Linked DNA regions of Homo sapiens: region 2 is linked to region 1. A link is a contact called in ENCODE Hi-C or POLR2A ChIA-PET data. All regions are on one chromosome and are shown on one strand. Each heading gives the region's core, a stretch centred on a gene start or an enhancer-like site at or near the end of the contact. The rest is flanking DNA. Distances are from core to core; before and after follow the strand shown.

What was found. A loop is a pair of places that touch in the nucleus more often than their neighbours do. ChIA-PET counts read pairs that join two places held with the same protein, here RNA polymerase II (POLR2A). Pooled maps may share reads with other maps.
Region 2: a loop to region 1 is called in a pooled map of heart left ventricle, with 5 times the contacts of the local background. The contact joins two enhancer-like sites. A Hi-C loop is called at or near these places in 1 of 168 maps with a recorded cell type or tissue (pancreas), 1 of 37 single-sample maps with no recorded cell type and 3 of 50 pooled maps. POLR2A ChIA-PET finds 5 or more read pairs at or near these places in 2 of 52 experiments (K562 and SK-N-SH).

Annotation. Positions count from the first base shown.
Region 1 is chr11:119,778,524-119,781,194 of GRCh38, reverse strand. No RefSeq gene overlaps it. Among named protein-coding and RNA genes, the nearest start is that of NECTIN1-DT, 50 kb to the right of the region's middle. Within about 2 kb of position 1,348, at least 4 of the 41 ENCODE cell types and tissues checked have a DNase peak (open chromatin) inside an H3K27ac peak, as active enhancers do.
Region 2 is chr11:119,738,772-119,741,442 of GRCh38, reverse strand. NECTIN1-DT (NECTIN1 divergent transcript) reads right to left here. Exons shown (of 4, transcript NR_120587.1): 4 at 1,820-1,912. Among named protein-coding and RNA genes, the nearest start is that of NECTIN1-DT, 11 kb to the right of the region's middle. Within about 2 kb of position 1,327, at least 5 of the 41 ENCODE cell types and tissues checked have a DNase peak (open chromatin) inside an H3K27ac peak, as active enhancers do.

The DNA.
Region 1 (2,671 bases), core at 99-2,598:
CATCTGGTAAGATTCACTCATCTCCCTTTCTGTGAACATGTTAATCCAACAAGGGGTGGATCCTGGGTCCCATTCCCTTGAAGCACCCCCATGCCCAGTGATGGCAAACCTGAGATACCTTGGCAAGGGCCTGGACACCCGCGGGGAGAACAGCTTGTTTCCAACCGGCCCAGGGAGGTCACTCAATGAGTTTTAAGGAACTCCAGCTGGGGTGACAGAGTGAGACCCTGTCAGAAAGAAAGAGAGAGAGAGACCCTGTAAGAAAGAAAGAAAAGAAAGAAAGAAAGAAAGAAAGAAAAGAAAGAAAGAAAAGAAAGAAGAAAAAGAGAAAAAGAAAAAGGAAAGAAAGAAAGGAAAGAAAGATGAAAGAAAAAGAAAGAGAAAAGAAAAAGAGAGAAAAAGAAAGGAAAGAAAAAGGAAAGAAAGATGAAAGAAAGAAAACAAAGAAAGAAAAAGAAAGGGAGGGAGGGAAGGAAGGAAGGAAAAAGGAAAGAGAGAGAAAAGAAATCAGACTAGAGCAATCTGTCAAGTTCAGATCATAGAGGGTCTTATATGCTGGGCCAAGGGGTTAGGTTTTGGACTGGAGCAGTGGCTGATGGGAGCTGGGCTTTAGAAAATCATCCTGACAGCAGCAGGTGACATGCACAGGTATGGGCAATTGGAGGGGCTCCTAGCAGCTAGGGGAAAGCTCAGCCAGAGGTCAGAGCCAGGCGGAGGCAGCAGGACTGGAAAGGAGGCAGTAGGTGGGAGGGATTATGCGGGAGGTGGAACCCTCAGATTTTGGCCACTGACCAGAAATGAGAAGTGAGGAGGAGGAAAAAGCTTGGAGGCCTGGAAAAGTTTCCAGCTTTCCCTCCCCAGCACAGACTCAGGAAACCACACACATGGAGTCTCAAAACACCATGAGACTGTGTCTACCCAACACAAAACACCTGGGAATCCCAACATTCAGAAAGGCCCCAGATGCCATGTCTCCAAATATCGGGATAGCCATTCTGCTTTTTATCTAGATGCTTGCAAAGGTCATGGGAGTAATGGAGCTTCCTTGCCCCCCAGCCCCTGCCTCCAGGGTCCCCCCATGCCACTCTGCAGGGAGGCAGCAAAGAGCTGATGTGCAGGCAAAGGGGAGACCAAGCCCCTGCTCTCATCAGAGGCTTCGCCGGTATTTTTAGTGCCGCAATCAAGAGCAGGGCCCGCCTCTGGATCGGCTCAGGCAGTCGGGGCCGGGCAGGACTGTTAAAAATGGAACGGCACATACTGCAATCAGTGGTGGCAGGCGAGGGGCACCCGGCAGGGCAGCAGCTGTGGCATCTGAAGCTCTTGGCCCTGGAGTCTGGAGGGGACTTGGGGGAGCAGCCTCTGCATAGCATGCTGGGCTTCCATAGCCCTGATGCCCTGGCACTGCTTCTACCCCTGCCCTTTACACTGCCAGAGTTCCCACCCCTTGCAATGCACACCCACCCTTTCCCCGCAGACCTCTCTGAGATAGTCAACTCCAGAGCTCGGGTGCCTCGGGTGAGAGGGGGAGGGAGCACAGGCCAGTGATGTCAGGATGGAGTGCGGCGGGGGCTGGATAGAGTGAGACCCCACTTCCCTGTTCTGGTGGGAAGCAGAGCTGCCCTGAGTGCCCCTGCCAGAACTATGTCCCTCCCGGGGCAGGAAGGCACAGTCAGCGTCCCAGGACACCAGCAAGCTTATCACGCTAAGACCCAGGAGGCCCGGGTTTTGAGCCATTTCTGCCACTCTGTGACAGCTCTGGGGCCTCAGGCAAGTCACTTTCCCTCTCTGGCCTCCATCATGTTATCTGTAAAATGACAAGGCTGAAGTGCAGCACAGACATGACCGATTCTCTGCGCCAACAGCAAGCTGAGTGCAGGGTGACAGATACTTCTGAGGCCTGCTCACAGCCCACCCCACCAGCCCACAACAGAGAACGTCCAGTGATGGGCAGAGCTTGGGCCTGCAAGGGGGTCTGCCCTCACTGCCCCCTTCCAGAGCAGGAGCCCCTGGACAATCTCCAGAGGAGGGACGGGATGGGATGGTTCTGTCTTCATCACCCAGCCCTTCCAGGAGCTGAGAGGGCTCTGTGGGGTGAAAAGAGGACAAGAAAATGGGTAGGGATCACTCCAGGACACTGAGTGACCACAGAGGAAGGGACTGGAAATGCCGAGCCTCATTTTACAAGCGCTGGAGCTACAGTAGAGCAGACAGGGCACAAGGTGACCCAGCCAGATCTGGGCCTGCTCGGAGGCACGCACAGGACTTCTGAAGGCAGGAGCCACATCAGCTTTTTTGATCCTACCCTTGGAACCTGGATCCTTCAAGTGCCCTTCCCACAGAGGCCTCAGGGTCCCAATTCACCCCAGTGGAGCCCTCAGCCTCCCAGGCAGGCTGCCTGCAGGAAGGAGGAGGCTGGTGGTGTTTATTGAATTTGTGTACCAGCATAAATCTGTGTCGACCTGCCTCAGAACGGTGCTCAGACGACAGATGTGCTATCTTGGGAAGCATGTGTCCCTGTCTGTCCCAGAACCTTTCTACTCCCCCGGCAAGACAGATTCAGGTGTGAATCTGCCCGGGCACCACCTGAGCACCTCATGTGAGGAGGCGCCTTGAGAGGTCATTCCTTTCATCCCCTGGCGTCACTCCCCTGGCCACAACCGTGCCAAGTCAG
Region 2 (2,671 bases), core at 78-2,577, 40 kb after region 1:
CTCCAGGAGGCCCCGCAGGGTCCCAGGCGCCCAGGGTACCTGGAGGCGAGGTGGGGAGGCGGAGAGGAGGTGGGGGCAGCATTCCCGCAGTCTCATTCATTCGTGCATTTGTCCATGCCCACTAAATTGGACAGTCGGACAGAGGGACAGGTGCACATCCTTCTCTTGAAGGTCTAAATGCCCAAACCTCAGAGAGACTAGAGAGATACCCCACAGGAAAAGTGAATCCAAGGTCATCTATGGCAAAGGCCAAGCGAGAGGTATACCCGGTGCGCTAAGTTCAGAAACAACCGTGGAATTCGACAGCACAGAACCCCGAGATGGGTTATCTTGACCATTCTGCGCCAGACCAATCAGATGGGGGAGAGTCATTCATTCCCGCCAGTGCCAGGCCCTGGGCTGGACTTCAGACACTCAATTGTGACCTGTCCTCAGGGAGTTTATGGACTAGTGGGGGAAAGACATCAGGCAGATAACTACACAAATAATTCCCTAGCTACAGCTGTCTTGCACGTGCACAGGTGTAGAAAAAGGGGAGAAGAGTCAACCCTCGCCCTGGGTTACCTGCTCCAGCCCTAACTAGGGTTGGAAGTAGGGGTGTTTGCCTTATGAAGAACATAAATCACTTCCTCTTAGTTCAAAATTGAAATAAAAGCAGTAGTCTAACATCTGAGGCACAGTCAAGGCAAGACTGACCATTTTTCGGGGGTAAACTGGGGACCACAGGAAAAGAGCCTGGAGACAAAGCGCTTAATTCTATGTGCGGGGCATGGTGCATGGTTACTCCTTTAATCTTCGGTCCACCCTGTGGAGCGGATGTTAAGCCTACTTTACAGAGCAGGACATTGAGGCCCAGGGAAGTAAGAGACTGGCCCAGAGTGCCAAGAGCCAGTTTATGACAGAGCTGGGACTGGACCCCATAACCGCCTCAGGCCCAAGTCCCATACCTCTTCTGCTATAACAGCCTGCCTCTAGGACCACGTCTGGATGCCCTGCTAGGGCCAGAGCAGTAGGGTGGAGGGAGATCAGAAAGAGAAAGGGGCTGGGCAGGTGAAGAAGCCTCCAGATTGGGGCCCTCATCACCACTCCCAGCTCATCACAGCCAGCCCTTTCTCTGCATCTCCTGACCAAAGCACCACCCGCTTAACATTCTGCTCAGTTTCCTCTGTACTCCGACTCCAAATGTTTATCAACACATGCTGTAATGTAATCAGCTCCTGGGAAAATACACACCAGGTAATGGATGCTGATAAGAGTGTCAAACAGATGTCCCCTCCCTGCCCCTCCCTCCCAGCCAGAGCTGGCACACCCAGGAGGCTGGGGAGGCATCTCTTGCCACACCACCCCTCCAGCCCTGGCAGCCGAGGCATTCCTCCAGAAGCTGCCCAGGCAGGCAACAGGGCCTGACCCTGTGGGGCCCAGCATTGTACCAGGCATTGTGCCGTGGACTTTACACACCTCACAGTAGCACTATAAGTTTGGTGTTACTATTCCCATTTTGCAGATAGAGAAACTAAGCCACAAAATAATGATGAAACCAGAGTGAAGCAGCAGCATCAGAAGTAGATTAAGGGGCCATCACTCCACTTCTCCATTCATCATCAGGCAACCTCCCCACTGAACATGGCCCTTTGAAGGAAGCTGCCCTCATTACCTTTCTAAGTTGTTGGATCTAAGGCCCCAGCCTGTATGGACTTGGCAAGTCAGGTGGAGGAAGGCTTGCAACATGTTCCTCATTTCTGGCCCAGCCAGGTAGGAGACAGGGTCCTGAACCTGTCCTGAAGGCTCAAGCAGAAGAGGGAGGCTCCCACTAGGCATGTGGGAGTAGAAGGGGATCCAAGGGAAAGGGAGAGCCTTCTTTGTCCTTTTCTCCTCCCTTTTCCTCAAGGGGCTTAAGGACCCACACGTGGACCTAGACAGAGGGGAGAGAAAGTGCACAGAGTTGAGGACAGCCCTGATGGAACAGGATCCCCCCACCCTCAGGACCTTCCAGGACCAGCTGTCTGAGGCTGGGCAGTCCTAAAGGAAATCGGTATTTGCTTTTCCCTCCAACGCAGTCAATTGCTCCTTTCATCTGGCAGGGAGTTGTAAATGAGAATTTATGGGATTTCTAATGATGGCGGTTTCCCTTTATCAGCCTCCAATTCCCACTTCTCAGCTGGGGTTGACTCAGGGAAATGTTTTGACCAGGAATCAAGAATCTAGCAGGCCCCTGCCCTGGCTGCTGCTTTCTGTAGTGAGGGCTGGAAGTTGTCAAATAGGCATGGGAAGCTCACTACCAAGAAGTCAGATCTGAGTTTCAGGCCGCCTCCCAGATGGCGAACTTCACCCCTCTAGCTTCTGTTTCTTCAACCATAAACCTGGGGTAATAATGCCTGCTCCACCCACCCGTCTCACAGGGCTGCTGCGAGGATCAAATGAGATTACAGGCCTGAAAGCCCTTTGAAAAATATGAAGCAATCATCCACCCTGGTTTTGCTATTATTATTATTGCGGTGGTGATTGTGTGTAGGTGCAAATGGGAAAACACATTATGGCAACCTGCACGTCTTTGAGAGTGAGCTTGTTTGTGTACACGGAAGTGTATGTGTCAGTTTGCGGAAGAGTCGAGCTCTTGTGTGTGCACCTGGGTTTAAAAGAATGTATGGGGCAATGTGTGTGCATCTATGAG